Linked DNA regions of Homo sapiens: region 1 is linked to region 2. A link is a loop called in an ENCODE intact Hi-C map of the cell type or tissue named here. Cell type or tissue: left lung. All regions are shown on one strand. Each heading gives the region's core, and the rest is flanking DNA. Links, peaks and the distances in the headings are about the cores only. Region 1 holds the start of MCHR2 (melanin concentrating hormone receptor 2). Region 2 has its middle 120 kb from the start of MCHR2-AS1.

What was found. Hi-C counts contacts between places; a loop is a spot of excess contacts. Peaks named below come from ENCODE experiments on the same cell type or tissue, not always from the same donor. Only the 100,000 strongest peaks of a DNase experiment are listed, where the experiment ranks them.
Region 1: a loop joins it to region 2, with 2.0 times the contacts of the local background. A loop is called at or near these places in 16 of 110 quality-filtered maps.

The regions. Positions count from the first base shown.
Region 1 is chr6:99,985,858-100,001,413 of GRCh38, forward strand. MCHR2 (melanin concentrating hormone receptor 2) reads right to left here and starts at 8,366. Exons shown (of 6, transcript NM_001040179.2): 1 at 8,079-8,366. It overlaps MCHR2-AS1 (MCHR2 antisense RNA 1), which reads left to right and starts at 8,181. Exons shown (of 3, transcript NR_038384.1): 1 at 8,181-8,347; 2 at 14,937-15,139. In left lung, for the core only: no CTCF peak of the experiment used is centred there; a DNase peak (open chromatin) is centred at 8,064; H3K27me3 peaks cover 4,555 bases.
Region 2 is chr6:99,866,538-99,882,093 of GRCh38, forward strand. No RefSeq gene overlaps it. Among named protein-coding and RNA genes, the nearest start is that of MCHR2-AS1, 120 kb to the right of the region's middle. In left lung, for the core only: no CTCF peak of the experiment used is centred there; no DNase peak of the experiment used is centred there; H3K27me3 peaks cover 292 bases.

The DNA of each region.
Region 1 (15,556 bases), core at 4,555-12,554, 120 kb after region 2:
AAGAAATAATCAACAGAGTAAACAGACAACCTACAGAATAGGCGAAGATATTTGCAAACATTGCATCTGACAAAGGGCTAATATTCAGAATCTACAAGGAACTGAAACAAATCAAGAGGAAAAAAACTCAAATAACCCTATTAAAAAGCAAGCAATGGACATGAACAGACATTTTTCAAAAGAAGACATACAAATGGCCAAAAAACATATGAAAAATGCTCAATATCACTAATCATCAGAGAAATGCAAATTAAAACCATAATGAGATACCACTTATACCAGCCAGAATGAATATTATTAAAAAGTCAAAAATCAACAGATATTGGGAAGGATGCAGAGAAAAGGAATACTTTTACATTGTTAGTGGAAATGTAAATTAGTACAACTTTACAGAAAACAGTACGAAGATTTCTCAAGGAAGTAAAAAAAGAACTACGCTTTGATATAGTCATCTCATCACTGGGTATCTACCCCTAAAAAAGAAATCATGTATCAAAAAGACTCCTACACTTGTATGTTTATCTAATGCTGTTTACATTAGCAAAGTCATGCAGTCAACCTAAGTGTCCATCAACTGATGAGCAGATAAAGAAAATGTGGTATATATGTATACTATGGAATCCTACTCAGTCATAAAAAATAATGAAATAATGTCTTTTATGGCAACATAGATGGAACTGGAGGCCATTATTCTAATTGAAATGACTTGAAACAGAAAGTCAAAAACCACATATTCTCACTTATAAGTGGGAGCTAAACAATGGGTACATGTGGACATACAGAGAGGAATAATAGACACGGAGATTCCAAAAGGTGGGAAGGTGGGAGGCGGGTGAGGGATGGAATAATTCCTATAGGGTACAATATATCCTATTTGGGTGATAGGTACACTAATAGCCCCAGACTTCACCACTATGAAATATATCCATGTAACACATGGATATATTATATACATGGACCCTTAAGTATATACATGGACCCCTAAGTATATAATATATATACATGTATAATATACATGTATATATATCCATAAGTATAATATATATACATGGACCCTTAAGTATATAAAAATATAAAAAAGGAAATGATAACATTGGCATATTTCCCCTTCCTTGCTTTTTTCTTCTGGCCCTCCACTGCTCAATTTTGGTCAACAAATTATATTTTTAGTTTTAGCTTTGTACATTTTAATGTTCTTATACTCTATTGTATTGTGTTTGTTGTGTTGTGTTGTATTTATTTATTTATTTATTTATTTTTTGAGACAGAGTCTTGCTCTGCTGCCCAGGGTGGAGTGCAGCGGTGTGATCTCGGCTCACTGCAACCTCTGCCTCCTGGGTTCAAGCGATTCTCCTGCCTCAACCTCCCAAGTAGCTGGGATTACAGGCACATGCCACTGCACCCGGCTAATCCTTATACTTTAAATACTTGTTTTGTCAGGTTGAATAATATATCCTTTGACTCAGATATATTACACGAGGCCATAAGTGAATTTACTCTACCTTCCACCTTCTTTCCCTCTTCCTCTTCCAGTTTTGGATAGGTATGTAATTAAATTTTTTCACAGCATATAGTATGCCATCCAAATCCCCACCCTTGCTTTAGGATTAGTTCTACAATTAAATACATTCCATGCTCGCTGCCATTCTTTTTGCTTTGGGTTAAGGAATTTGTCAAAAACTATACAAAAATTAGATAACAGAGTCAGGATTTAAACCAAAGTTTGACACAACATTCCATGCTTTTTCCACTACATTATGCTTCTTCTGAAAGTCTGCATACACACACATACAGACATATGCTTTAACTACACTGAAAGCAAAAGAGATCAAAACAGCACACAGAAAAAGTAAGCAAAATATAAGAAATTAAGAGTTAAAAAACAATAAAAATTGAAATAAATGGATAAACATATAAAAGTGACTGAAGTCACTTCATTAGCACCCCAAAATAAACACTGTTTTAAAATTTTTCATGGGGGCACAAAAGGTTATTTTTTATTGATAAGATTGGCAGGCCAATATTGAAAGAAAAGAAAAGGAAACAAGAGACTAACAAGTCTATAGAGGGTTAATCATTTTTTCAAAAAGGCTTTAAAACAGGAGGCTAAGTTAAAAATCATTAGGGATTATTTGCATCTCTGGAACTAAGGCAGCCATAGACTTCAGCAGAATATTTAACTCATTTGATGTCCCAAGGGATGGATTCATTGCAAGAGTTTTCTGATTTGGTTCTCTATGGCTGGTGTGTAAATCATTTGGGCTGTCTCCTACTGTCAGTTTCAGAAGACCCAGCCCTAAATAGCTTAAACATAACAGTGAAGTCCATAGGGTAGACTTTCACAGGGGAAGACAGGGTGGTACTTTCAAGATTGCTTATTTCAGTGGCCTAATGGTGACATCAGAGTCCAGGTCTTTTCCTTCTTTTCCACTGCAGCTATCCTCAGTATACAAATCTTTTCCAAGGATGGTCCCCACAGGGATACCAGATGATTACAGCAGCTAGTCCTCATCCTCATGTAAGCACAATAAAAGCCAGAAAGGACCATCCCTTCTTTGTGGACATTTTAAAGAAAGTGCAGTCCTTTCCCAGCAGCCTCTTTTGCACACTGGCCCACAAGTATCAATGGCTGGAATTGTGTCACATGCTCTTTGCCAAACCAATCATTGCATTGGTAGGAGGAGTGAAATTACAGTAATTGGTCTAAAATAATCTCAATTCATCCCCCCACCCACAGGGCTAGAAATGGACACACACTTGCCTGAAACTCAGAGCCACCCAAACTCAAGGCAAGGAAAAACGAGATAATCAATCAACAACATTTCTCATAGGTAGAAATAGAACAGAAAGACCTTCCTTTTACCCTCTGCCTCTCACTTTTGAACATTCTTAAATACTATAGAGGATTAGAAGACACATCACTCCATCTTTTTTACGTGCATCTTCTAATAGTTGATTGTTATTGGGCACAAGTTGCTACCAGCAGGCATATAACTTTTTCCATATAATGAATGGCATACTGGGTTTCTCTTCCAGAATGGCCATCAGGTAGTATTTATTTATGACTAATGTTAGCTTCTCAAGGCCGTTATGAGTCAATTAAGAGACCAGCCTGAATGTCTCCATGAGCTAAATCGATATTTACCCACATGCATGTACATAGTCATACTTATGAAAACACTTATGACTCCTATGAGAAAAATAAATATTAAACACAGGTTAAGAACAAGCACTTCCAATGGCTGAAAGAGGGTCTAAGATCATATGAAATACACCACAGGTTTAAAATTACTACCTACCAGAAGGATCATTTGAGCCCAGGAGTTTGAGGTTACAATGTGCTAAGACTGTGTAAGTGCACTCTAGCCTGGGCGACAGAGCATGACCCTGTATCAAATTCAAAAAAAATTATTGCCTAGATTTTCATGAAGGAAGACATAAAAAACAAGATAAAGAGGTAAAGTACCAATTTTAAGCAAGATTTATAGAATGTTTGTAATGTGCCAGATACTGTGTTAAGTACCTTATGTACATTACCTCATTTAAAGTTCACAGTCAGATCAAAGGTAAAATTACTATTATCTTCATTTTGCCAAAGAGAATACTGAGGCTAAGAGGGTGAGGATATTGCTCAGGTTCCTCTGTAAGTGAGTGGTAGGGCCAAAAATTGAACCCAGTTTTGTCAGGCTCTAAAACTATGTGCTGACCTTTGACCTCTACCCTGAGAAGACGATGGGAACAATGGTCCCCCTGAAATGTTTCCTCTCTCTTTAGGGTCCAAAACTGCTCCTGAAGAGCTACATAGACTTTGCTTAATAAGCCATCACTGCTGCTTGAAAGAATCAAGACATATTTCAAGAACATTACATAAGTCTCTGATACAGAGGCTCTCTGTAAACAACAAACTGTACTCACCTTCCACTTTTTGAAAATATAAAATATTTTAGGCAGAATTTATGCAATGAAATGCCTTAATAGTACACAATTTTATAACATTTTTATTTGAAAAAATGTTTTTATATGTGCTCCGTGAAATAATCTCCCTCAAAGAGAGCAGCTTCTTTTAAATTTCCGAAGAATTTTAGTTGGAGAAAAAATTCACCTAGATTTTTTTAAGTAGCAATATATAATCTTTTTACATTTCTAAGATTAAAAGGCATTTTCAACCAAGTAAACTTGCAAGTTCATTGGCTTTAAAAAACAAAAAAAAAACTAAATTCCATCTTAATGAAAGTGAGCAGAGCATTGTAAATGAATTAGCTCAATTATTTAGAAGGTTTGGGATGTCAGGTATATTTAGAACAAGGTGGGACCCAGGTGATGAGATTTCAGTGTTTTGCAACCTTACATTAAAATTGGAGTAATGAGCTACTAAATGTGTCAGACTTGAGTTCAGCATAGCAAAAGCTTTGCCAATATTTTACATGCTTAATACAAATCCCAAAGATAAAACTTGTTCTCATAAAACAAGTGGTTTCTATCTGTCTCTCTTAATGTTAGAGTCATAGGATAAACACACTATTTACCCTGTATGTGTGTGTGTGTATTCATTTACCCTGTATGTGTGTGTGTGTATTCATTTACTTCAATGATGATCAGATAATCATGCCAGAAGCTAGTATTCAAGAGAAACTTTATTAGTCCTGAGAGTATAGAAAGATTTAAAAATGTATGTTAATTAAGTAAAATGTACGGTAAAGTTATTTGGAACTGTATTTAATGAAATACACAATTGTTACTGAGCTGCATGGCAATTAGCTGTAAGTCATAAGAAATTTACAAAAGACTGTCATTTCATCAGCATTAATTTTACACAATCAATCTAACTTTTAAAAACTTTTCTATAATCATAAACTTTTCCCTGGATAAAAGCCATTTACATAATTCTGTCTCCTCTCTGTCTCTCTCTACATTTTTTTTCTTATCTTCCTGCCCTTCACCAAGACAGAGGAGACCCAATCCTGGACCCTGCCCAAGGCCTCAGTATCCACCTCTCCTCCTTCCCACCCTGATGATCAGGGTATCAGCTGCTTGGAAGCTCCAGGCCCTCGGTTCTTCAGACCTTGGAGCCACATCTAGTATGTCCTTAGATATGCATCTCCTGCTTTATTTGGAGGGGTCTTTATGAGATTCCCAATAATGTTGGGATGGGACAGAAAGAAGAAACCCAAGCATGTGGTGAAAGGGTGGTAACCCCAGGGAGAGAAAGGGCATATGCCAATGGTTCTGAAATTGTAGCATCGAACAGTTTGGGGTCAGAGGAGTGAGAAGGTGCGGGCATGGAGATAAAGAGTGGGGAAAAGAGGGGAGCAGAGCCGCCTATGGGGCCCAGGACCTCCACAGGAGACCCTAGCGGTGAATACATGCTCTCCAGGCACAGCTTCTGGAAGATTTAGCCTCAGTGCATCCTCCTCAGGGAAGCTGGGAGACAGATGGGGCTGGAGGACAGAGCTGCTTGGGCTTTTCCTGACAGCCCTCACCAGCAAAGCATACAGGCCTTCCTAGAAGACTTTGATAAATTTGGACCTAATCTTGGCTCTGTCATTTTTAGCAGTGTGACTTTAGGTAGTCACCAACCTGTCTGAGCCTCAGTTTCCCCATAGGTGAGGTGAGAATAATACTCTCTACATAGTTATCGTGAGGATTTAATGAAATGAAGCATCTGAGGCCGGGGCGCGGTGGCTCACGCCTGTTAATCCCAGCACTTTGGGAGGCCGAGGCAGGTGGATCAGGAGGTCAGGAGATCGAGACCATCCTGAGCAACATGGTGAAACCCAGTCTCTACTAAAAATACAAAAAATTAGCTGGGCATGGTGGTGGGCGCCTGTAGTCCCAGCTACTCTGCAGGCTGAGGCAGGAGAATGGCGAGAACCCGGGAGGCGGAGCTTGCAGTGAGCAGAGACCGCGCGACACTGCACTCCAACCTGGGTGACAGAGTGAGACTCCGTCTCAAAAAAAAAAAAAAAAAAGAAAAGAAAAAAGAAATGAGGCATGCGAACATTGCCTAAAACAGAGCAGGCTCTTGACAAAAGTGTTTTTCTTTTCTTCAGCCCTGAGGCATGAAGAAGGTTCTTCTTCTCATTTCCAGCTTTGCTCTAATTTCCCCACCTGTATATATTTCATTTCATTTCTGAGAATCAGAATGTTAAAAATAAATGCATAAGGGATTGGAGATGAGTAAATTGGAGGCTGAATAAGTGATAGCTTGGGTTTCTTCCAGCTGGGTTGAAGGAAGAGGAGTCATGTTGGGTGAGGGGGTGTCACTGCGGAAGGCAGAGGCATCCCGGCATCTTCAGGGCACAGGGACATTTTCCATCCCTTGTGGAGTGGGAGCTGTGACTGTCCCTTGCAGGGATTTAGGACCTCTGACTAGACAGTGTCCTGAGCCATAGTTCTAATGGGCATCCAAAGGTCCTGTGAAGGGGGAGGCTCCCTCCCGCACACCTGACTCTAGGACTAAAGTGCTAGGCTGGGGAATTTGGGGTCTGGTAGGATAATTGCTGCCTCTTATGCATTTAGCCCACAACTTGGGTTAAATCTACAGGCTTGCCTCTCAAAATAGACACTGGACTTAGCAGTATACACAACAGACCTCCCCTCAAAATCTATTTCTAGTTTTTGAGGAGAGCCAGGCTGACACTAAAAATGAAATTGGTTCTCTCACAGCATCTTGGACCCGTAGGATTGTTCCTGGCTCCTCTTTACAGTGCCTGGTGGCTTTTCCTTCCCTATTCAATCTCCGTTTAACTAACTACATTAATATTTCAGAAACATTCTGTGGCCTGTACATTGGTGGTACTTTATTCCCCAGGCTTGAAAAACTTTTTTCTTGTAATTGGAATGCTTTGTGCAGTCTAATAGTCTGTGTTAGGCTAAGAGTCGAATAACATTGCCCTTGTAATTATCTTGTCATAGCCATAAGACAGTAAGTGAGGGCATGTCTGCTCTGCAAAAGGCCAATTCAATTGTGACATTAAACATATGCCTGATCCAAATGAAACACAAATAATGGGTTACCAACCCAATCCAGTCATTTCCAGCCAGTCAGCATCCCCACCCCCCCATCTCTACCCACTAAGTTATACTAACAAACAGGTTATTATTTAAGTAGAAAAATGCATTATTAAGAAGTCAGAAAACATTCATTGAAAACAGATTGCCTCCCCATTTGCGCTGAGCTAAGTTCTATGAAATTAGAACTGCGCATTCCTCAAATCCAGAAGATTTTGTGTTCATGCCTGATTCTTTAGTGGTAGCTTCAGGGCCATTTTAATAAGAAGATTCCACCTCAAACAAAGATATTAGGCTTTGGGGCAAAGCCTCATTAAAAAATACAAGAAGCACATTTTTAGAAAGAATTTTTCAAAGGCTGTCAGAAGCCCCAGCTGAGTTGCAAAGGGCCTAGGCTACCACCTGCCTACTTTCCCCAGTTCTCTGACAGCCGCTAACTAACTTCCCTAGGGCCACTGAGGAGTTCAGATGACCTGACCGTGCAGGAGTCCTGTGACAGAGGAATAATATTAACTAAGTTAACTAAGTGGGAATGGGGGCTTCACAGAAGGCCGTCCGGAGGCGCGTACAGGGGACACGGGGATCTACCTGGAGGAAGAACTGAATTTGTCTTTTCTAGTTCAAAAAAGCCTTCCCGAACTCTTAGCAAACAAGCCAGTGATCGCCTCCTCGCCTTCGCCACTTCAGTTCAGCCTCTTTAGTCCCCATGGAGAGCCGGGATGAACTAGCCCGGCGCGCTCCAGCGGTCTCGGTCGGGGCCGCTGCTTCCCGGAAAGCCACTCCCTTTTTCTTTTCCCACCTGTGTTTCCATTTTCTTTGCCGAGTGTGAAACCAGCCGGCCACCCACCCGCCCCGCTCCGTCTCGTAGGTGCCTCCACAGAGCCAAACTTTGTACCTTCTGGGGATGGAGGGGGATCCCCCAGCAATCAGACACTACCGGCGAGCCAGCCCCGGGGAGGGGCGACTGGTGGACCAGGCGCCAGACCTTCCCGGGCGCGCAGCCCACGGGCCCTGGGGCGCGCCCACGCCAGAGCCCGGCCCTCGCGCGGCAGCCCGCGGGACGTCACCTGGGTGCTCGCGTCCTCCCCGCGCGGCGGACAGCCCGGGCGCCCTTCCTCTCTGCGGGACTGCAGGTCTATCCGCTAAGCGCGCGTGACCAAAAACGGCTCTCAGCGGGTCCCAGCTGACGGAAGGTGGGGGAGGAGTGCGAGGGTCTCTGAGACAGGTTGGGAGCCAGCCCCACCTCCATTTCCAAAGCGGGGGTCCAGGCACAGGAACAGCCAAACGCCCGAACCAGCGGGGTTACCTTTGCCACTTCATCCAATCCGAGCATCGGGTGCGTCGTGCTCTTTTCTAGGAGCGTGGGGTGCCTTCGCGAATAAAATCTGAAGGCATCTCTGCTCTCGCGGAGCTTGTTCTTTCTTATTTTCAAGTGCTTATCTAGACTGGTAGTCACTAAAGTTCCTGTGAACATTTGTAGGTGTTTTCAGCTAAGCAGTAATAGAAACTCGACCTCCATTTTATATGAACAAGTGTTTATTGATGTACCAAAGGTTTAAAGGAAGGGAAAGGGGAAAGGAGAGAGGAAAGAAGAAACCCATAATACCACCAAGGAACTTGTTTTGTTTTCACGAACTTTTAATCCACCCAGTACAACTGCTTTATAATGATCTTTAGCTTCATGCTTGCACCCTGATCAAATCTGCTGGCCTTAGTAGCTACTTAGCAAATAAGGTGACAAGGACGAAGCTGGAGTTGGATCACTTTCCACCCAAGGGAGCCTCATACGATTTTGGAGACAGGCAGCCCGCCCCGCATTCCACCTCAGCTTTATCATTTACTGTTAGGCATATGACCTCGGGCAGGTTCTTTAATGTTTCTCATCCTCAGTTGCTCATTTGGTACTACCAGAATTGTAAAACTGCCCTCCCAGGGATGCTAAGAGGCTTCACTGGCTTGACATATGCAAAAGCCCTCAAATCAGGCCTGCCATGTAGTTAGTGCTCAATATGTGGTCCCTATGATAATTATAGTCATTAGAGCACCTTTCAGAATCCTTCCTTCATCTATAAGATGAGTAGTCAGAGTGGCATGGCAAAATGTCCTGTATTTCACATTAAGTTAGGAAAATGAGAAAAACTTGAAAGGTTAGTGAAATTGGTTAAAATTTCAAAATTCAACAGATCAGAATTTTTAAAAGCAAGTGTAGAGTCAATGATTATACATTTCAGAACTGGAAGTCGCCTTAGAGTTAGTGTTTGTGCAAAAAGACATCATCTCTAAAATCTCTCAGAAAAATCAAGGAGATATGAGGATGGGAGATTAAATTTAAAGAGAATTTGGATTTCAAAGTGGGAGATTTCAAAGCATCTCTTAGGAAAGAAAAACAAGAAGAAACACTTGACCCATTTATTAGGCTGATTATCTAAACGCCCTCTACAATACCCTTGTGGAAAAGCCTTTTCTAGTTCTCTAATAATATAAAAATTCAGTCCACTATAAGTTTATACACCTTATGTTTTTTTCCAAGTTAAAATTTTGATGTACATTTTCCTGTTCAACTTTCCTATCCCTGACCAAATGTTAAGTCGTTTCAAAGAAAACTCAGAGTGGCTTGTCTTGAATTTCTCATTTGTAGGCAATCCATTTTAAAAAAGACAGGAATATTGGCAATGCCAATTTTTGCTACTTCAATTCTTTGTTCCAGTGATTGATAATGATGAGGATGATGATGTTGACGAATTCTATCTAGTTGTGTACTCTAAATGAAGGATGAATAAATCTCATTTTGTTGTTGTTGCTAAATTGAAAAGTGAAGAATACTTTTTTTTTCTAGCCCAATATATTGTATTGTGTTTTATGGAGCATTGGTGGCTAAAAAGCCTGTGCTAGACGTCACTATTTAGGGAAATATTAGCATATGAGGCTTAATTGCATCCTTGCTTAAGTTTGACAATTTCTATTGGTGTCAATGGAGGATATGTGGCCTTACCTTACATTTTGGTGCCACTTTTTATGCATACTTTAAAAGGTATCATTACATTATTTTTATAATAATTGGAAGGTACACAAGATGGGTGTTATCCCATTTTACTAATAAAGAAACTGAGGTTAAAAGTTAAAGTAAACCATAGACAGTGAAACAGAGGCTGAACCAGAAATAGAATCCCACCTAATTCTCACCCTGGACCTTGAGCTTTCTGATGAGGTAACATTCTTTAGATAGCAGTAGGAGAGCCAGAATGCCCAGTTAAAACCCCACCCCTGTAAAGTCCCTGCCTTTTTTTTCTCAGCTGGAAACTGGGAAGTTTGTCAGACAAAGCTCTTCAGGTTACTGGCAATTTATGTGCTGGGAGGTGGATTTGTGGGCAGAGCTCCGGCTGACCTGGTGTTGTCCTGCTATGGCTACAGACTTCTGACTATGCTTATCAGAAAAACTTTCATTTGGTTCAAGGATTTTTGGTGAGTCTCATTAATTCTGGTTTTATAAAAATAAAAGAGATTGGTGCAATGACTGACCCCTCATGCTGATGAGAATGAGGCTTATTGTGTTCCAAACGTGTATATACCATGGACTGCAGAGTGTCCGCAGCAGGTCCTGATCTCTATTCCTTCTCATTAAGGGATTGTTCAGGAACATCTCTCTGCTGACTTGGCATGGCTTTCTTCTGAGGACCCAGGCTGTTCTTGAGCTCCTCACTGGCCTGGGCTGGGATATTACTTGTCTCTGCAATCATCTGCTACCCAGCTTGGTCTTTGGCTCTGCACTTCCTCGAAGCACAGTCTCTGAGAACTTAGTCTTAATCATCCACTCCTATCAAAGCATCTGATTCCCTCCAAAATCCTTTGCAGAATCCTGACTGAGGCTCTCTAGGAAAATGATCTCTCTCTAAACTGAACCCGCTGTGTCCATATTGACTCTATAAGCTGAATTTTCATTGAGTTTTCACAACAGAAGGGATTTTAAAGACCTATTAACAAGAAGAATTTCTGCTAGGAATCTAGTAGTGGGTTCCATTTAGATTATAATATTTTAAATTGTCTCTCAGGCTGCAGCATCTCAGGAAATTAGCCTGAATTAGGAAATTCTCAGAAAGTTAGTCAGATGTCATTTTGTGCCCACTAACATAAGCATTGCATAAAAAGCAGTGAGATATTGCAGTGTTTCCAAAAGTGTGTTCTGTGGAGCACTAGTTCCATGAGATGATCCATAAACAAAGAGTTTTGTTGTGAGACAATTGTTGGTCCTAGCTCTTTAACCCCTCCTTGGATCCACTCCTTGCAATGGCCTCACCATGGATGGAGCATATTTCATCACTCCCTGACTTTGGGCTTGGCTATGTGACTTGCTTTGTCCAGTTGAATATGGATTACAGACACAGTATGACAATTTTAGGAGTAGGACTTAAGAAACTTAGTGCATTTTCACTGCCTCTTTTGTACCTCTGGCATTGTCCAAGAAGAACATGTCCTGGCTAGCCTGCTAGGCCAAGGAGGATGAGAGAAGCATAGAAAACACAAATTCCCAGGCCTGCTGCTTGAAGCAGAAGTGTTCCAGTCAAACTTCAGCTCTGTGAGAATACATGAAGATTGTTCTGAGACACTGAATTTTGGTGTGGTTTGCCATCTGGAATTATTGTGGCTGTAGATAACTAATATAATAGTCAAAAGAGTTTGGGACACATATAACTCCCTCTTCTCAGAGTCATAACCCACATTAATATATTAAAGGCTCTGAGAAGGACTGCATTATTTCATTACTTCCCAAACTCATTTCATTTTTTACCTTTATATTATAATAATATTATATAAAATATACACTTTAGATTAAAAAAAAAAAAACAAAGAAGAGCAGTTTGCCTAAGTCCTAAACTTGCTATTAAGAAACGTGGATGAACTCTTAGAACAACTGACAATGATTTTCAAGCCTTACCAATCAATCAGATTCATAAAGTTTACTTACTAGTAAATCCCCATTTACCTTCTCATGGCTGCTGAATTTCACATCAGTGACTTGTCTGGTATGGCTCTAAATTTCTAAATGAGTAAGAATTATTTTCCACTTCTGGTGCTAGCCAAATTTCAGAATGATTTTATAATCAGTATAAAGAACATTCATTTTTTAAGTAAATGACCAATGAATTATATTGATCAATTTTAATTAAATTCTTTTTTTCAAATAACATGACTAATATTTGCTATTAAAATTACTTAGCAGCTATGTTGGTGTTAAAAATGAGAATGAATAACCTAAAATACTGGCTGATCTCTTTTTCTCTTAATTTTTGAGAAATGGGGAGCACTTTCAGGAGAATTCTTTTTCAAGCTTAGTCACAATGCCAAGGCTTGGGACTGCTTTCAAGCACAAAAGAAAACACATGGGTTTCAGGAAACATATAGAAAACACCTCCTTTTTCATTTAATTTGGTAACTATGATGCATTGTTGATATCTGTTTATATTCCCTAAGGGGCCTTGGCCTGTGCTTTCATTTCAAACACAGGTGCTCATGTTCAACACCATTGGCAGTGATGTTTGTACAAGAATTTATTTCTTTCCAACTTCTTGAAGAATGGTCATAGCTTATCATATAAGCTGTCTCAGTAAGCATAAAACATTATGACCTGGAATGTCTTAAAACAAAGTGAAAAATCAGTTGACCTTTTATACTTTTCTTCCTTCTTCTAAGTGGACTTCTTTCTTCTCACTATATTTGCCCCTAGCTGGCTGGTCTATGGTAAGGTGCTATCTATTAACTAAAGCGTTAGTAAAATTCTTTCATTTTAAAAATCTTTCATTTTATAAGTGGTACTTTTAAAAGACATTTATTTCCAATAATAAAATGCTTGGAGAATTATTCCAGATACTAGGGGTACAAAGATGAACAAGATATCATCCCTGCCAATGAGGACCTTCAAATCTTGTGGTGAAAATAAACACATGAATAGTTACAGTGCAAATGAAATGAAAGTATGATATGCATTCTTAAGATAGAAGTAAGACATGTTAATTGAGTATTCTTAAAGTAAGTCATTTTTATGAGTTTGCTCATGTTGGCTAGCAGAATTGTGATGTGTTAGTGAGTTGAGGTATACAGCCTAGTTTTTATTCTTTGAAAAAACATGAAGGGTGCTTTACCTTGGGTTCTAAGAGAGACAATCACCACGATTCACTGTGAACTACTGCCTTTAATATTTGGAATGAGAACTACATACTCTACTAAACAGTTTTCCTAAGCCTAGTTATAGATAATAAACTATGTATAATATAAATAGAGAAAGTGGATGTTAATATCCAACTCCATCCTTAGGAATTATGAGAAACTTTGAGGAAACAAATTTAAATGAACTGTCTTTGGCTTAATCCACTCTGTATTTCTCCTGCTGCATCAGGTTCCGTAACCCTCTGCTATGTCTCCAGTGCTTCTTGGGCTAAGGTAGAAATACCAGGGCTGGTTTTCAGTCTCAATTAATTTGCACAAGTTTCGCTTTGGCTTCAGAGTTTATAGGGATAATTACCTCCCCAAATGCTCTGGGAAATGCATGCTCTTATTACAAGGGTTACCATATATCTCAGTTTATCTGGGACAATCCCAATTAATGCCTACTGTTCTGGTGGGACTATTAGTTATATCTTATGCCAGTGTAATGGATTAACGGGGCAGCCACCTATTAGTCCTGCTCACCCTGTGGGAAAGGGATGGGAGTGTTATAGTCTGCTCCCTTTGTCTTTGAGATAACAGCTGAAAACAGAGCAGAAATGTGGGTGCCATGAAATTTCCTGTGTGCACATTAATATCTTTCTTGGGGGGCAGTAGCTCAGAATTCTAAGGTTTTACCATTTCATGTCCCCATCAAATTAGCCTCATATCCTTTACCTCCCATGCATTCATTCTTTGAGAGTGAAATGTTTAAATGCCTGCATTTAATATTTACATTTGTTTTTTGAATTATTTTTGAATTATAATGATTTATAAATAATTTATAAATGACCTTCATTTTACTGGAATAGATATTCAGAGAATGATTTAATTTACTCAGTTTTAGTGTAGCACCACCATAAATCCAAAGGGAAATTGAAGAGAACTCACTGGTTTACTGTTTCTCAATCTTGGTGAATTTCATCTCTTTATTTCAAAGATACATTGTGTCCTTGTGTATTGAGTAAAAATAGCTCCACTATCTAATAACAAAGGCATACTGTATTTGACAAATTCCAGATTATAAAACATGTTTATAGTGGAATTGATAAAATTCATAGTAGCAGTACAGTAGGGAAGACAGATCTATGTAATGGGTCTAGGTATGGATTGGAATCAAGTCTAAAGGCCCCTTGTGTAAGTTGTGTGCTTTGAGGGAAGTCATTTAATGTTTTTGAGCCTCAACTTCATTATGGATAAAATGAGGAAGTAAAACTTGCCCTACCCACCTCATAAGGCAACAAATGTGATTAATGTAAAAATAATTTATCCAATGCAAAGCACTATGTGATCATAAGTGGTAGCAGAGAGCTCTGTCCTTCAGGCTATTTAGAGGTATTATACTCACAGAAGAAAAGATATCCACTTGAAAAGTGAGATTTCGTAGTCTATCTCTCTTTCCATTGGCAGTTCCATTCCCCCTATACAGACTAAAGCTCAAACAAGTTCAAGCCAACAAGAATTTGTCAGGAACTGATCAGGATACAGCAATGGGTTTGAGGTGGGCAGAAACTGCTAGTCAATGGGGCATTTCAAAGATGCTAGTGTTTGCAAATTCTGTACCACTGGTTCCTACTCTTGCCAGTGCCTGAACTTGATTTGGTTATAAAGATAAATAAGACATGGTTCTGCTCTAGGGAGCCCACAATTCAATGAGGGAGACAGACATACACAAGTTAATTTCAATATAATGTAATAAAGAGTATAATTTTTTTTTTCATCTTCAGCTGACAAGTTTATTTAATCCCTGAACCTGGATCCAAGGCATCTCCCTGTAGAAAACATCAGACCGGGGCAGAGATTGACAAAGCAACCCAAAGCAGCAGCTGCCAACGGCCGCTGTGCCCACCTCATCAGCAGCTAAAGAGTATAATTTTAAAAAAAGTCACAGAAGAATGTGGAGACACTTAGCAAAACGGACTCTCATAAGGTAAGTTTAAAGAAAGATTTCAGGTGCCAACGATATTGTGTATGTCTGAAAGCCTTCTGTAATGATCATTATGGCACAGTTCTCAGGTGTAACAAAGGGTCAGAGATTACACCTCCTTGCTCCTAGCATAAAAATAACAACCACAGATTTTGTTGTAGAACACACCAGTGCCTAATACCTCATTCGGTCAATTACTTGCTACATTTCTGAGCTTCAGCTTCTTCATCTGTGGTGCAGGGGTAATCATATCTACCTCAGTCTACTGGAATGTCAGCTCTACAAGGGCAGGGACTTTGGCCTCTTTTGTTTATTACTGTGTCTCCATCACTTAGAACATGGTAAGCACTATGGATGTTACCTTATATAGGAAGTACTTACCTGGCCCATGGTAAGTACTCAATAAATATTAATAGTTGT
Region 2 (15,556 bases), core at 5,012-13,011:
ATGCAAACCTATGCTTGGAAAAATGGATTGAGGAAAATCAATAAGGAGACATATCCTTATTAAGGTATTGAATTTCAAGGATAAATAAAGCATTTTCAGGCATTTAGACAAATTAAGCAACTTATGAAGGTGAAAATCAGTTGAGTTTTTCTCAAGAATAGGACACCCAATAAATGAAGAATGTTAAAAGGATTGCTCACATATGTTGAATTCATTTAAATGTAGGCTAAACAATGGTGAGAGATACAATTGCAAAAGTTAAATATTGTGAAAATTAATAAGCAAAAGTAAAAACTTTAAAAAAGACAACATACACCCAATGAGAGGAAGATGAAAAGTGACTATGCTAATTTCTTGGTCTTAGATGAGTTCAGTAGATACTACCTACAAAAAAAAGTTTAGCATTTTACTTAATGTCATCAAGGTATTCACTGGAAGAATGAAAATGACAATTAGCCAAAGCAGGAGATAGACATGGGAAGGAAATACCCCATTAAGAGGAATAATTTATAGTAGGGAGTCAACAGAAACTTTATAATGTTATATAATAAGAAATAGAAGTATAGGCATAAAATTGAAAATCTCCTGAAAGAGCTAAGATAGACTATAGCACATAACCTCAAGACAGGAATCACACAGACAAACCTTTAGTGATGTTGGTTTTGTATCACATGTTCAAGTGGGAGCACGTGATGACAGGATGAGCCCTCTTCTGTCAAGTTCCTCATCAGCTTTTATCTAAAAGAGTTCCATTCATTGAAGATCGTCACCTTTTTGGGTTTAGTAGGAGTTGCAAAATGGAGATGTTTTAACCTTATCATTCCTTTCACTTAGGTGGAATTCTTCTGTATAAAAACAACGCCTCTCATGAAATAGGGCTATTTTTACAATGAAGTATGGTTTATTCATCAAAGGCAGAATATATTTTTAACTGTTTTCTTTTAGTTGCCAAATTTCAGATTAAGGTGTTTGTGGGCTAGTTACTTTAATATATGGTAAAAATGTTGTTTCCTTCTTTCCCTCCCTTTATTGTTTCTGTTGGTAGGCTTTCTCTTTTTCCATTAGATGCATATGAATTCATGGATTTAAAATGGAATTAGATTTTAAATTGAATTCATGAATTTTAAATTACATTTAATTGAATCAATTTGTTTTGATATTGATTTGAACAAATCGATGATACAAAATATTTGGAGACATCCAGGGAAATATGATTATTGACTAGGCATTAGATAATAACACATAATTGTTATTGAATTGTTAGCTGTAATAATGATATTGTGTTTATAAAAGAAGTGTCTATTTTTAAGAGAGATTCATACTAAAGATTGAAGGCATATATGATACTTGGGATTTGTCTTAATTATTCAAGGAAGAAAAAAGAGGAGATAGAGAAGCAAATGTGACAAAATTCTGACAATTTAAAAATATGACAGAAGGCTAAGTGAGGGTTTTATTGTACCATTCTCGCTGCTTTTGTGTATACTGGGACATTTTCATAATACAATTATTTTAGAAGCTTAGATTTAAAAAGGAATGATGAAATATATATTATTAATAAAGAAATATCATTATGCTATATTAAAAAGGAAAAAAGCAAGATAAACAATGTAGTAAATTTGTGTGTGTGTTTGGGATATGCCCAACAAGAAATAAGCTTAAACATATCCGTCATTCTCAATTGTGGCAGGTGGCCTGAAGTCCAGACATCCAGCAGATGGCGCTCTGTGCCCGTTTTATGTGGCGGAGAGACTCGCGCCCGTCATTCCGCTTCCCGTGTTGATGCAAATCCTGAGCATTCTACTGTGTTAAAATCAACACTTCATGTTCTCATAATTAGCATTCTGCTTTTAGAAATGACCCTACCGTCCTTTGTTTTTTCTTAACAAAGCAAAGCTGCGAAAGTTTATTAAGCACAGTATTACACTCTTGGATGGGGAGAGCAGACAGACCTCTCTGGGAGATGAGATCAGCCCCTACTCTCCTCTTGGATTTGGATTTTGTCTTCCTTCCTGGCTCAGTTTGAGCTTGAATTCTGCAATGTGCTTCACATGACGTGGGGGATGAGTGATACCGTGAGAGAACACTGGGCTGGGAGCTGGTAGTTCTGTACTTGGGTGACTTTGGGCAGATGTTTGACCTCTTACAGCCTTGAATTCCTTGTTTGTAGACTAAGGTTGTGTACCAGATGATCACTAAGGTCCATTTCTTCAATCAAATTCTGTGATTCTGCTTCCAGTTTTCAGCCTACAGTTCTCTGGGGAGGGGACATAAAGGCACCACAGTAGTGTCTTCAATAAAGTCAAGTTGGAGAGAGGATAGTTGTCTCAGTCTGTTTTCTGTTGCTTATGACAGAATACCTGAAACTGTGTAATTTATAAAGAAAAGGAATTTATTTCTTGCAGATAAAGAGGCTGGGAAGTCCAAGGTTGAGGAGGCACATCTGGTGAGAACCTTCCAGCTGGTGGGAAGTTGCGGTGTCCTGAGGTGGCACAGGGTATCACATGGTGAGAGGGCTGAGCATGCTAACATGCTAGCTCACATCTGTCTTCTTCATCTTATAAAACCACCAGTTCCACTCCCATGATAACCCATTAATCCACCAACCCGTTAATAAGGGTAGAAGAGTCATGATCCAATCACCACTTAAAGGTCCCTACCTCTCAGTACTGCCACATTGGGGCTTAAGTTTCAACATGCGTTTTGGAGGGGATATTCCAGCTGTTGCACTATTGGACCAAATGACTGGATAACAGAGGAAGGGAACAATTAAGAGACAGGAAGGGGAAGCAACAATGAGAAGGAGAAGGTCAGCAAGCCTTGGAGATTAGACTCTGAATCTGAAGCAAATGCAGAGCTAGCTATGGCTTTTGACATGGTTTTGAATTCATTTCTTCCAAATCTCATGATGAAATGTGATTACCACTGTTGGAGGCAGGGCCTGGTGGGAGGTGATTGGATCATGTGGTGGATCCCTCAGGAATGGTTTAGCACCATCCCCTTGGTGATAAGTGAGCTCTTGCTCTGAGTTCACGCAGGATCTGGTTGTTTAAAAGTGTGTGGCACCTGCCCCCTTGCTCTCATGCTCCTGCTCTTGCCACGTGATGCACTGGCTCCCTTTGCCTTCCACCACGATTGTAAGTTCCCTTAGGCCCTCACTAGAAGCAGATGCTGGCACCATGCTTCCTGTACAGCCCACAGAACCATGAGCCAATTAAACCTTGTTTCTTTATAAATTACCCAGTTTTAGGTGTTTCTTTGTAGCAACACAAGAATGGCCTAATACAGCTTCATTTAGCAAATGGCAGAGGAGGGATTCAGGACCACTTTTGTCTCTAGGACCCCTGACCTTAGCTTCAGGCACAAAGTCCTTCACCTCCATGGAAGGTGGATTGTAAAGTAACCTAATGCAGTGCAGGCAGCAGTGTGACACTGCTCTTGCTTCTAGCTGCCAACAGCTCTGTGTTCATCAGCAGCCCCAGCAGCCGAGAGTCACTTTCTCCTCTGGTTCTGTCTTCTATCAGACCCTCATCCAACATCTATGTCCCTCTCATTTACCTCTCGTTTACAGACTAGCTCATGTTTAACTCTCCACTACTGTTGAATTTTGCTCCTGTCTTTCATCTTCTCTCATTTGTACAATGGTTGGAAAGGAATACCGTAACAGATCAAACTGATATTCACCAGTTAAGGGATGGGATGGGAGGTTTAGAGCAAAGTGAAAGGATCATGTGGGATGTCAGTACAGTGTCATGAGAGCCGCGTGACCATATATGTATCAGGCATCCAGCAGAAATTTAGGTGGCATCTCAAAAGATTTGAAAACTTGTCTATTCATGTTTCACTTACCAGATCAGATTCTATTTTCTCTGTAAAGCCTCCTACTCCCTCTGAAGTTTAAAAATGCTTATCTGAAAAATATCCTTGATAACTGTTTTTTTTAGCATTGTTTATTATATTTTCATGTTCATGTCTCATGCCATCATGTGCTCTAGTACTCCTTGGGGATGGGAACTGCCTTGTTTATATCTACTGCATCATTTAGCAGTCTTTGAACACAATAGTGCACTTCACTTTCAAGCATAAAAACCAACTTAACTTGGATTTACTTGCCCCTACATTTATTTTAGCTTGCTTTCCAGACTGTGAAAGTCACATTAAATTCCTGATTACTCTAGGATTGATCTTGCAGTTTGAATATTTAAGTCCTCGGCACTTTTCTCTCTAATTTTTATTCTTTTGCCTTCCGACTATTTTGCATCTTTCCCTCATTTTCTTCACATGATGGAACTGGAAGTAAAAGGAGATGAAACCAATTTATTTTTATGTTGCTACTTGTAACTGGTAGAGTTTGTAGGGTTGAAGTCGAGGGGAAGGTTGGAGAAAGAGTGGCAGCTGCTGAAAATGAAGTTTCCAAATAATGGAAAGTTTGCTATTCATGTTCTTTTATGTGCTGGTTGAATAAGTTAGGATTTTAAAAATAGAGTTGGCATTTATGATTCTATTATTTCTCATTATACATCAGGTTGTATCTGTGTGTAAATGCAAAAGGTGTTGTGCTTTCACTGCCGTTCTTCACTGAAAGAAGGGGCCAACCCGAGCCATATCTCAGAATGAGAATTAGCCTTATGGAGCACCTAGCATCTCATGGGGTGTACAGAGGGCTCTGCACTCTTCAGAATGGGTCAGGAGGCTGGATGGAAAAGGAGGCAGTTGGCTAGAAGTAATTCGTGTGTTATTAGATTATGGCTTTTGTGTTTTGAATCTGTGCTGCAAGTTATCTTGAAAAGGTTTCCCCCAAGTAGCAGTCAGAGGCCAGGAAAGATACCTCTGGATTTCACTACTGGTGGAGTCATAGACACTGGCCACTCCAGCTGGGGTGCCAGATCACAGAATGCTGGAACAATTACTTTCTTTCTTATTTTCTTTTCCACTCAACAAATAATTTGCATGACTATGAAACCCAAGAATCAGGCCCTCTAGATATTGGGAAAAGGATGCCTCATGCCTATTCCTAAGTTAGTTCTTTAAACTTGAAAATACTGTCTACTCAAGGCCGTGTCCGGAGCTGACTTTACTGATGGTTTTGGAGTCACAGAGGCAGTTACACCAATGAAAAACATGTCAGAGCATATGACCATAGAGAAGTTAATTTTGAATGTGAGCATGAAATACACCGTCCTTTGCTTACTCATTTTCTGTTATTAGTAGCCTTTCTCTGTAGATTCCTCCTTGCTACCACGTTACTCTTCCCCCATCTCCCTCCCCCTTTCTTTGAAATCCCTCCTTCCAGTTTAGTGTTGGGACCTGGGAATTCCAAACGTCTTCTTCATTATGCAGAGGAATTTCATTCTTGTTTCCAACTTTTCAGAAGCTCATATTTCTCTAAGCAAATGGTGTGATGAAGTGCTTTGTTAACTAAAATGCCATCTTCTCCAGAGAAAAATCTAAGGAGGTAGACAGTTTTACTTAGTTGCAGGCATGTGCATGTATGTGTCTGCTGTATTTGCTATAGATAAAGTCTTATGACAGATATTTTAGGATAACATTTTCCAAATTTTTTTGAAAGACATATGAAAACCAGAGTAAGAAATATATTTGACTTCTCAACCCGTGAAATATATAAATGAATATTCATGTACATTTACATTCACATATATGCATACACACATATTTTATACAAAATGATACCTTTATTAAAAGGACTATGTTTGATATTCTATTTCATTTATTTAAAAAATACTAGTCCTGACACTTTAACTTGATTTCATGACTCCTCATGAGCTTCAAACCTGAAGTTTATTATTTGATGTGAGTAAAATTCCATATCTTGCTTTTAGAAACTAATCCTAAAAAGCTAATACAGCCTTAACCTTACTGGCTCTACCCATACTGGCTTGATAAAAAAACTAAATCAGTATTTGAAAACTTCAGTGGGAACTTTCATTCTGAAACTTCTCCAAGAGGTTTTTAAAAACATCATTTTGGTTTTGTTTTTGTTTTTGTTTTTTTTTGGATAGAGTCTTGCTCTATTGCCCAGGCTGGAGTGCAGCAGCATGATCTCGGCTCACTGCAACCTCTGTCTCCTGGGTTCAAGCTATTCTCCTGCCTCAGCCTCCCGAGTCACTGGGATTACAGCTCTGTGCCACCACCCCAGGCTAATTTTTTTGTATTTTTAGTAGAGATGGGATTTCATCATTTTGGCCAGGCTGGTCTTGAACTCCTGACCTCAAGTTATCCACCTGCCTGGGCCTCCCAAAGTGCTGGGATTACAGCCATGAACCACCACGCCTGGCCAAAAAATGCACACTTTAGTAGAATATGGCAGAAAATTTGGAAAGTAGAGTCAATAGAAACACAATCTGCAGCTAACTCCCATCATGTACCCTGTTAACATATCATGATATTTCACTGCAGCATATTTGCTATGCATCCAGACTAACTTCTTATTGCAAACCCTCTTCTTCTTCTTTTTTTTAAAATTGAAAACCCCTATTGTTTTTCCTCACATGTCAAGGAAGACTGAGAACCTACATATAGGGTTCTAGCCTATATGTAGCCTCCCATGTATGCAGGGGGCACACTTGCACACGTATACACACACACACACACACACACACTCTCTCTCTCTCTCTCTCTCTCTCTCCCCCTGTCTCACAGAACGGAGGAAAAACTTCACTGCCTGACTTTAATATTAAATCTCACTTTTCTCACATTTTCTATGTTTTCACACCTACAGTCTGGCTAATCTATTTTCTAGGCAATTCTTAGCAGAAAAAAATGTGAAAGTGATAACTAGATTGTAATGTGTGAAAAAGCTCTCAGTACAGATCTGAATATATTTGGGAGGAATAAGAATATCCTAGATTTTCAGAAAATTAAAGATGCCATTTAAATAATAACTTTCCCATACTGGCCTTTGAGACTATCTTCCCTGACTGTTACAGTGGCTCAACCATAAAGTGGGAGAAAATACTAATGTTATTTTTGAGGATTGCATAAGTTAGAATTAGTGGAGTTTTCCTGGGCTCCTCCTGTAACTTGGGAACTAAATTGGAGTTGCTCTAGGATCATGTAATGCTAGTAATGTGTCTGGCTTTTCTTTATAATCAACAGAACCACCCACTAATGACCTATGCTCCCTTTTTACAGAATATTTTCCACTCTTCATTTAGCTGATATAAGTTCTTCATAACTTGGGGCATTTATTTGTTAGCTTTTTATACTTAACAGGGGACTGGAATTTCATTTCTGAAGAGTAATATTTGCTGCTTTGAGCTCTTGAGGAAAAAATAAAAGGGGTTAATGATTTCAGGACATATATGTTTGAGTTAAGATAGAAAGTTGTAATCACAAGCTGATATAAAAGGGATAATTTTGCAAATATTAAAATCATTAATATAAATCTCCTACATAAAGTATCTTTTTCTTACTCCTTTCCATTTTTAGGCTAAGCCACTAAGCTAATGCTGCCTTGGCAAGAGAGAATAGTACAATACATGAGAAAGCTAGATGTAGAGAGAGGGGCAGAGAGAGAGAGAGAGAGAAAGAAAGAGAGAGAGGAAAAATAAAATATATTTAAGTTTCTATCTCCCTCTTTAAGATATCCAGAGCCAGGCTTGGTGAACTTGAACATAGAGTTATTTAGGACAGTAGTGGAAGAGAAAGTAGGAAGAGAAGGGCTTCCCCTCCTGGCCCTCAGGGATGGTGAGAAGGAGACATAGAAAGAAGATAAAACAATGAAGACAGCTCCTTGCTCCAGGCTTTGACCCAAAGCACAAATGATGTTTTTAAAAAACTGAGGAGTACTGAAGTTAGAGGGGATATACTCACCTTGTTTGGATCTCATGAAGGGTGCCTGGCAAGAACTACTGGCAGCTTCACAGAGTGGTGGGGTCAGAGTATCTGAGTCTGGCTCCTGAGCCTCTCTAGATTCTGGTATGGCATAGAGATTGATTGAGAGTCAGAAAGCCTGCCTTGGGCAACTCCACAGACTTGTAGGGTCAAGGTGATCCCATGACAGAAGCTGAGGGTAGAGCACCCAAACCTAGGGGACAACATGAAGGATGCATGAGAGATTTAGAATGGGGTTGTAGCCACTGAAAGCTGAGAGGAAGGAAGCTGAGTGTTTTAAAATGCAGTGTGCTAATAGAACATTTAAGGTATAGTAAGGCCAACAGATCAGGAGACAGTTGTCATTGAAAAGACAGTTTATGAAGTTCCCAAGAGAAGTGTGCATGCTGTACTTCTAGTAGGGGCACATTGGTGAGCAACGGGCTTGGTCAGGAGGGAAGGGAGAGAGGAACTGGGGGAATTGTGGTTTCTGGGAAGGAACAAGCAAGGCAGGGTAAGCAGGCTTAGGACTGGCTGGTTTGAATAATTTAGTCAGGCTCTGGAGCATAGAAGCTGTCCCTAGTTGTCTGGTATCTGGCCCTGGGATGATTAGGTAAGTTTTGTGGTGTCTCAGAGTACAAGAACCTGATAAAGGAGGTGGTTGCTGGTGTGGACTCTGGCTTGATCATTTTTTATTTGAATTCTCACCTCCCTCCCACTCTGCCCACCGTGGGAGGAAGATTCCTTCTCCCTAGGTGGGGAGGCTGCAATGAGGGAAGTGGGAGGCCAAGGCGGGGAGATTCAGTCATATTATCAGGGTGTCCAGAACAAGGTGTGTCTGCAATATGCATACAGGACAGATGTCAATACATCAAGTTTACAGAAGCTAGAGAGGTGCTTAATACACTGAGTCAGCAGTAATATTCCACCAGGTCCTGGCCAAGTCAAGGAAGAACAGTCCGCAAATTTACGGCTGCAAATACCAGCAGTGGATACCAGTAGAATGCTCATGGATGGACCAGTCAACACATCCAATATGTATGCCAGGCCAGCCTGGAACCTGCAAGGGCCTGGGGGTCAACAAGAGGGTGAGGTCATTCATTTACTCATTCACCTAACAGCTACAGTGAACCCAGATACCAACTTGGCATGTGTAAACAAGGGGAAGGGAAGAATGAAAATAGACCAAGCACCAAATGGTGCTTTTACCCTAAAGACAAATGGTACCTAATAAGGGATTGTTTTATTTATTAGATTAGATGATATGTCAAATGGGATTACAGTGTAATCTAGTGGTCCCCAAACTTTTTGGCAACAGGGACCAGTTTTGTGGAAGACAAGTTTTCCAAGGTCAGAGAGCTGGGGGGCGGTGAGTTGCAGCAGTGGAAGGGATGGTTTCCAGATGAAACTGTTGCACCTCAGATCATCAGGCATTAGTTAGATTCTTAAAAGGAACATGCAACCTAGGTCCCTCACATGTGCAGTTCACAATAGGGTTCGTGCTTCTATGAGAATCTAATTCCGCTGCTGATCTGACAGGAGGTGGAGCTCAGGTGGTAATGCTCGCTTGCCTACCACTCACCTCCTGCTAGGCCACCTAGTTCCTAACAGGTCATGGACTGGTACTGGGTTGGGAACTCCTGGATTAGACCATTCCCTAGCACATGGGAGATTATGAAAGAGATCATATCAGTTAGAAACAACATGCACTATATTTTTGCTGAATAGTGGAGCTTATTGTGAGTGAATTTGCAAGATGATTACATTGATTACATCTCTTTCTCCCAACTCCTCATAATAGGAAGCTGGCTTGGATATTGTGTTGGAAGAGAGTTGGAACTAGAGGAAATGGAAATACGAGACTAGGAAAAGAGGCCTTTCTCTTTTCTTATTTAAAGGGTCCTTTTAGAGCTAGGCAGACAATAATCATACTTAGCTCCCATAATATTATGGGACTCATGATACCAATTAATTCTCCTAAGGCTTTATGAGCTTGACCCATACTTACTTTCTTTTAGATAACTGTAAGAACCCCCAAAAGCCCTAAATACTGAAAAGAGGTTTGGGTCATTCATTAAATTATTAACTATGCAGCCGCCTTCATTTTCATCTTCAGGAATCATTAACCACTTTATTATTAACGATGGCAAAAATGGAACTAATTTTGCACAGTGGGATACTGAGATTAACGCACTGTCTTACCTGCTTTTTAAATTATAGTACCTCCAACAAATACTGAATGCCTACTGTGGGCTAAGCATCATTCTAGATGAAGATACGAGGGCAAAGAAGACACAGACTTGCCCTCAAGGAGTTTATAGTATGGTGAAGAATACAAAGGCAATTATCAAAACAGTGATGGAGAGAACTACTGGATTCTAGAGGGGCACGTTCTTGGAAACTTGGGAAAAACTTTCTAGAGGAAGGGTGACTTAAACTGAGTTGTAAAGGGCCAGTAGGGATTAGCCAGTGAAGAGTGAAAAGAGAAATGTGAAAAGACCTAAGGAGAAAGCATTTAGTTCATCTGGAGAAGTAAAAGGAGTCCTATTAAACGTGTACTACCACAATTAGTACTAGTATAAATTGGCTTCCATGTGCTATAGGACTGCCAAGAATATTCCCCAAATCTTGCATATAACTCACTCAACCATGTGCAATTTTGGGGACTGACAGACTTATGCTCATATTTTAGCTTTGACATCTTAAAGAATTTACTCAACATCTCTGAGCCTCTGTTTCTTCAACTGTAAAATGACGATAATAACTTCTTTGAAGAATCATTATGAGGATTGAAATAAGTACGTGAATATAATGTATATTTCCCTTTCTTACATTCTTTAAACAGTTGATGGATTCCCTCAGCTTTAATGAAATTTGTCCTAATTAAGAGATACTACTAGATTTTACCCCACTTTTTAAGGTCATAGCAATTAATGGGAAGCTTTTTTATGGCGGTGATGAACCCCAAAGAAAACTTCAAGAGTGAGGATTAAGGGAATGGATAAACTTCTTTCACAAGTGATTTTAGCAGCTAAGATGAAAATGTGTCACCTCAGATGGTTAAGTCATCAAAGGACAGAAAAGCTATTCTGGAAAAAGATCAGAAATTACAGGATGGAGAGAACTTATATTTGGAAAATTCTTGGCATTTCATGACAAAGGAGGAAAGGAGTAATTAATTACAGCCCTCTTTCCCTCCAAACTAAGATAGATCTTCAGAATCCTCAACACTGTGTTCCTGGCAGCCACTCCCAGTAGATTAGCACTCCTACAAGGGTTCTCTAGGAAGAAACTAAAGAAGAAAAGACTTCGTTGGAGGGAGACAGACATTTCCTTTTCTACCCAGAGGTGTCCTTTTCAGAGATCCCTTTTCCCCTCACAGAGCTGAGGTCAGCCTCCACAGAGCACCAGCGAGGGGCCTTCTGGGTTGAGTTGCTGTGTTCCAAGCTTGATGGGATCAATAATTGGAGTAGTCTAAGAAGAGCCTATAGGATGTAATGGGAAATTTTTGTTGTGGCTATTGTTTGTTCTTGTTTTTTTTTTTTTTTTAAATTCTGAAACCTAATTTTTCTGCTGTCTACTAAACCAAAACCTGATTCAGAAATGAAGGCTCAAACAAATGTAAGGAAATTATGAATGTTACAGAGTTGCTATATTTTAAATCATATTTTGTTGGAAAAAATTTTATAACAAAATATTGAAATATTCATTAGGGTAACAATTTTATAATTACATTAAAAAAATTCTGTCACGAGTGATTAGAACAGATGGCAAAGTCGTCACAGCCTGACACAGTTTTATAGCCTGTAGTTTCAAATGGATGTGGGTCAAAGTAATTCAATGATCATTACTCTGTTATTCCTCACCAGGACAGTAACCAAGAAATTCTATAAAACCAGAAAGTGATAGAATCTCTTGCTGATTGTTTCCTGTCTTCATCTGTAAGAGGACTTGTAGTTATTGTTTTGCAGCTTATACATAGGAAACGTTCACATTAAACAATCAGGAACTTGAGCCACTCAGGGGAAGTGCTGATTTTTTTTTCTATTTTTTAGTGGAATTCATTGTAATTTAATGTTTTATATATTGGGAACAAGTTCAGTGCTCCATATATCATAATACTCTAATGAGATGCACTATATATTACCATGCTCGCAGAAGCCATCATTTGGTTCATCCCATTTGCCAGGTCTGGGATGTGACAGAGAGCTTTATAACAGGTGCCCAGTGAAGCACACGTTTTGCACAATTCATAATTCAGCCCTGGCCACCTGTCTGTTCAGTGCTGTGGCCAGATTAGGCAAGTTGCTGCATAGCCATTTCAAACAAAAATTCATATTAAACTATTAAATGAGATTTGTAACTTACCCAGCAAAGCTAAAAATGGGAAGAGTAAATTTTATTTTTGGGAACTGGTGGAACATTTACAAAATCAACCGGATTGTTACATTTTTCTCACATGCTAGTTAGAAAGATGTTGATGTATAACGGAGGAATATATCTGTGTAGATATAATCGGTAGTTGTAGCACTGCCTATTGCACATTACTTATATCTCAATTTGTTTAAGAATAGAAATACTAATTTTTAAAATTTTTAGTTGATATTTTCTGAAAAATTACCTTCTTTATTTTTATGCTACATTTTTCCCCTTGTTTGCCTATAATTGTTCTTGAAGAATACTTGAATGTCGGGGGGCCTGGTGAATGGGGGCCTCGGACACCATCTGCCCAGCTCCGCTGCCCCTCCCAAGTCTTGTACTATGGTCACAGTCTGGTGGCCATGGGGGTGCTGTGCCTTCCCTGGTCCCTACTGCCCATATCTGTGGACTGCCCCTTCCAAAGACCCCAGGGGATGGGCAGACTGCCTGCCTCACTCCCCCATCACACTAAAAAGGCAATCATCAAAACAGTGGCATGTTTGGTATTCCCTTTTTCTTCTCCCTCTCTCTCCTTCTGTCTCTCTTTCTTCTTTGTTTCTACCAACAAAAATTTCTTTAGATAAGTGCTTCTAGGTGAGGCTAGAAAGATGAATACATTGACACGGGCACATACTACTATAATGTGAACCGTGAAGTAATGACTGCTTTGAGAAGATTAATATAATGTGCTTCTAGTATTCTCAGTATGCAAGGATTGTTCTAAAATGAACTCCAAGCCACCAGGATTTAGATTATTGTCCTGGTGCCAGATTTCTTGCCCTGAGAGTTAGGTGACACTCCCTCCAACTTCATCATGCTTCAGAAGTAAGGCTGATAAACAGCTGCTTGGGTTGTGGTGGGTGCAGAGCAATTTGTGGGGTGGTGGTGTCCTCTCACAGAGGGGCCAACAGGCTGCTGCTGGTGAGGGCCAGGCAGCTGGGGATTCCCAGCGCAGCTATGATGTTATGAACTCCTTATCAAGCACCAAAGGAGGCAGAAAGCCGGAACATTCCTTAATCTCTCAGACCCTTATTTTCTTCATCTCTCAGCAAGATACAGTTTTTCTATCAATTATCACAGCTGTACACTAAATTGTGTGATTGCATATGCTATTATTTGCCTTGTTTATCTAGCTCCTAGCACAGAGTCTTACATGGAGTAGGGGGTCAGTAAATATTCGCTGAGAGTACGAATATGTGAACAATGGAAAATTACTAACCTCAAAGTGTTTTCATGAGAATTAAGAATAAATATTTTTGGATAAATGCATATGTGAATATAAAATGCCTGGGGTGCTTCCTGGCTCAGAGGAGGCACTTAATAAATATGTGGTTATGAGTTTCAGGTTAAATTGTGCATGAATTATTTAAGAAAAAATATATAAATTAATGCTTTTAAAACTTCTGATTACTTTTTGTCTAATGTCATCGGTGGCATGTCAATGTCATAGAAGCCAGAGTTTTACCATATGTTACTATTAGAGCAGGGTGTATCTTAAAAGCAAATAGGGAGACTTGTTAGGGATATTGGTTCTTTGACAGGTGCAGAAGTTATCTGGATTAAAAATAGAAATGCTTCTTTTATGAAGATATAGATTGACATCAAATATTCCACAAATGAATCACTTTACATTTCTAGTTAAAAATTTACAGCAATGAAAGCTCACATTCCTGTTGTACAAAACTAGAAAATACATGCTTTAACGTAACTTTGGAGCATCAATCTCTATTTACTAAATCTCATGCACTTCGACTAAGAAATCTATTTGTAGACAGAATCATCACATAGAAAGAAAATTGAAGCATTCTCTAACTGACCTAGCAATAGTTCAGTAATGATGATTGCCTGGAAAATTCTGTAGATTACTGTCAACTGAGAACATTCATCTGTCAGGACTCAGCAGCTGGGGAAAAAGCCCTTCAATCCAAAAGCAGAGTCGGGGCCACTATAGCATGGTGGACGGCAAGACGGAGAGTGGTTGGCCAGTGTGCTTGGGGGTGGGTGGTGGTGGTGGCTGATGATGGAGGGGTGCCTTCAGCCACTGAGTCTTCTCAATGCTAACTTAAGGGGAAGAAGAGTAGGTATGGTTTGGAAGGATGTAGATCCAAGCATACAACCTCAAAATAGCCACCTTCATCTTCACTCACCTCATGACTGCTATTATCACATATATTTCAATGGCTGGGCCAGGATGGGGACTGACTTATATCTACACCATTTGACCTTTCATTTACTTTCTAGTTCTCTCTTTCAGCTGGCTCCTTTGTTGTGGCTTCTTTTTCCTCTTTACTACGAAGGATTCCCAAGTGGTCTTTTCTCTGGTGATTCTTCCTTTTCTGCATTCCCCCCTTTTTTGGGGGAAAGTATGATTTAGCCTGAAGGATCAGGGCTGGGAGGGGTGACTGGAACCCAGAAGGAGAGAGCGGTGTATATGGAGGAAAAATGGCCTTCTATAAGGGATGTGGCCAGTGTGAGACAATCTCACAGGAAGGGAACCTGGGGAATAAACAGTGATCTCACTGTACCTCCCTGCCTCCAGTCACCTGCTGGTAGAACCCAAAGGGAAGTCCAAGGGTGCCATGATCCATGTTTGTTCAAATCAGACTTCTGGAGTGGATAGCAGAGCGGAAAAGGGTGGAGAGTAGATCTGAAGAGGCAAACAAGGTATCTGGCAAAACTCCCATATCTATAGTTCTATCCCTAACTTATTTCCTGGGCTGGAAATCTAAGGCATCCAAAATATCTTCCATGGAAACTAACCCTGTTTACCATCATTTTGTTTCTGTTGATGGAGTCTTAATTTCCACAGTTCCTGAGGTTCATAACACCAAAGTCTTCTTTGAGGTCAACTCGTCACTTCCACCAACAGTGAAGTTGAGGGAACAAGCTGTACTACTTTACCTGCTTTTAAATCTTCCACAGCAGCAAGTAATGTTTGCAGATAGTGAGCATCTAAGATATATTTATGGAATTTTCTTGACTTAACTTGTTCAGAGCTTATTGCTAATTAGAATAACTTTAACCTTGGAGATGTTTATTTTTCACTTGATTGTTGTAAGGTTGCAAAACTGGGCAGCTGCAGCCAAAGGTAACAGCCCTGAAAACACACCAGAGGATAGCACAGACAGTGCCTGCTCAGTCATGATGGACAGGGGAGAAGACAGAGGGAGCTTGCCTGATGTATTCACTAAGTGGCTGTTGAGTGAAGGTTTCCTTCGGCCAGTTATGCAAGAGGGAGACTATTTGTTCTTTTAAAATGATTGCTTATGTATTTGCTTTAGCTTTTATTAATTATTTTAAGTAT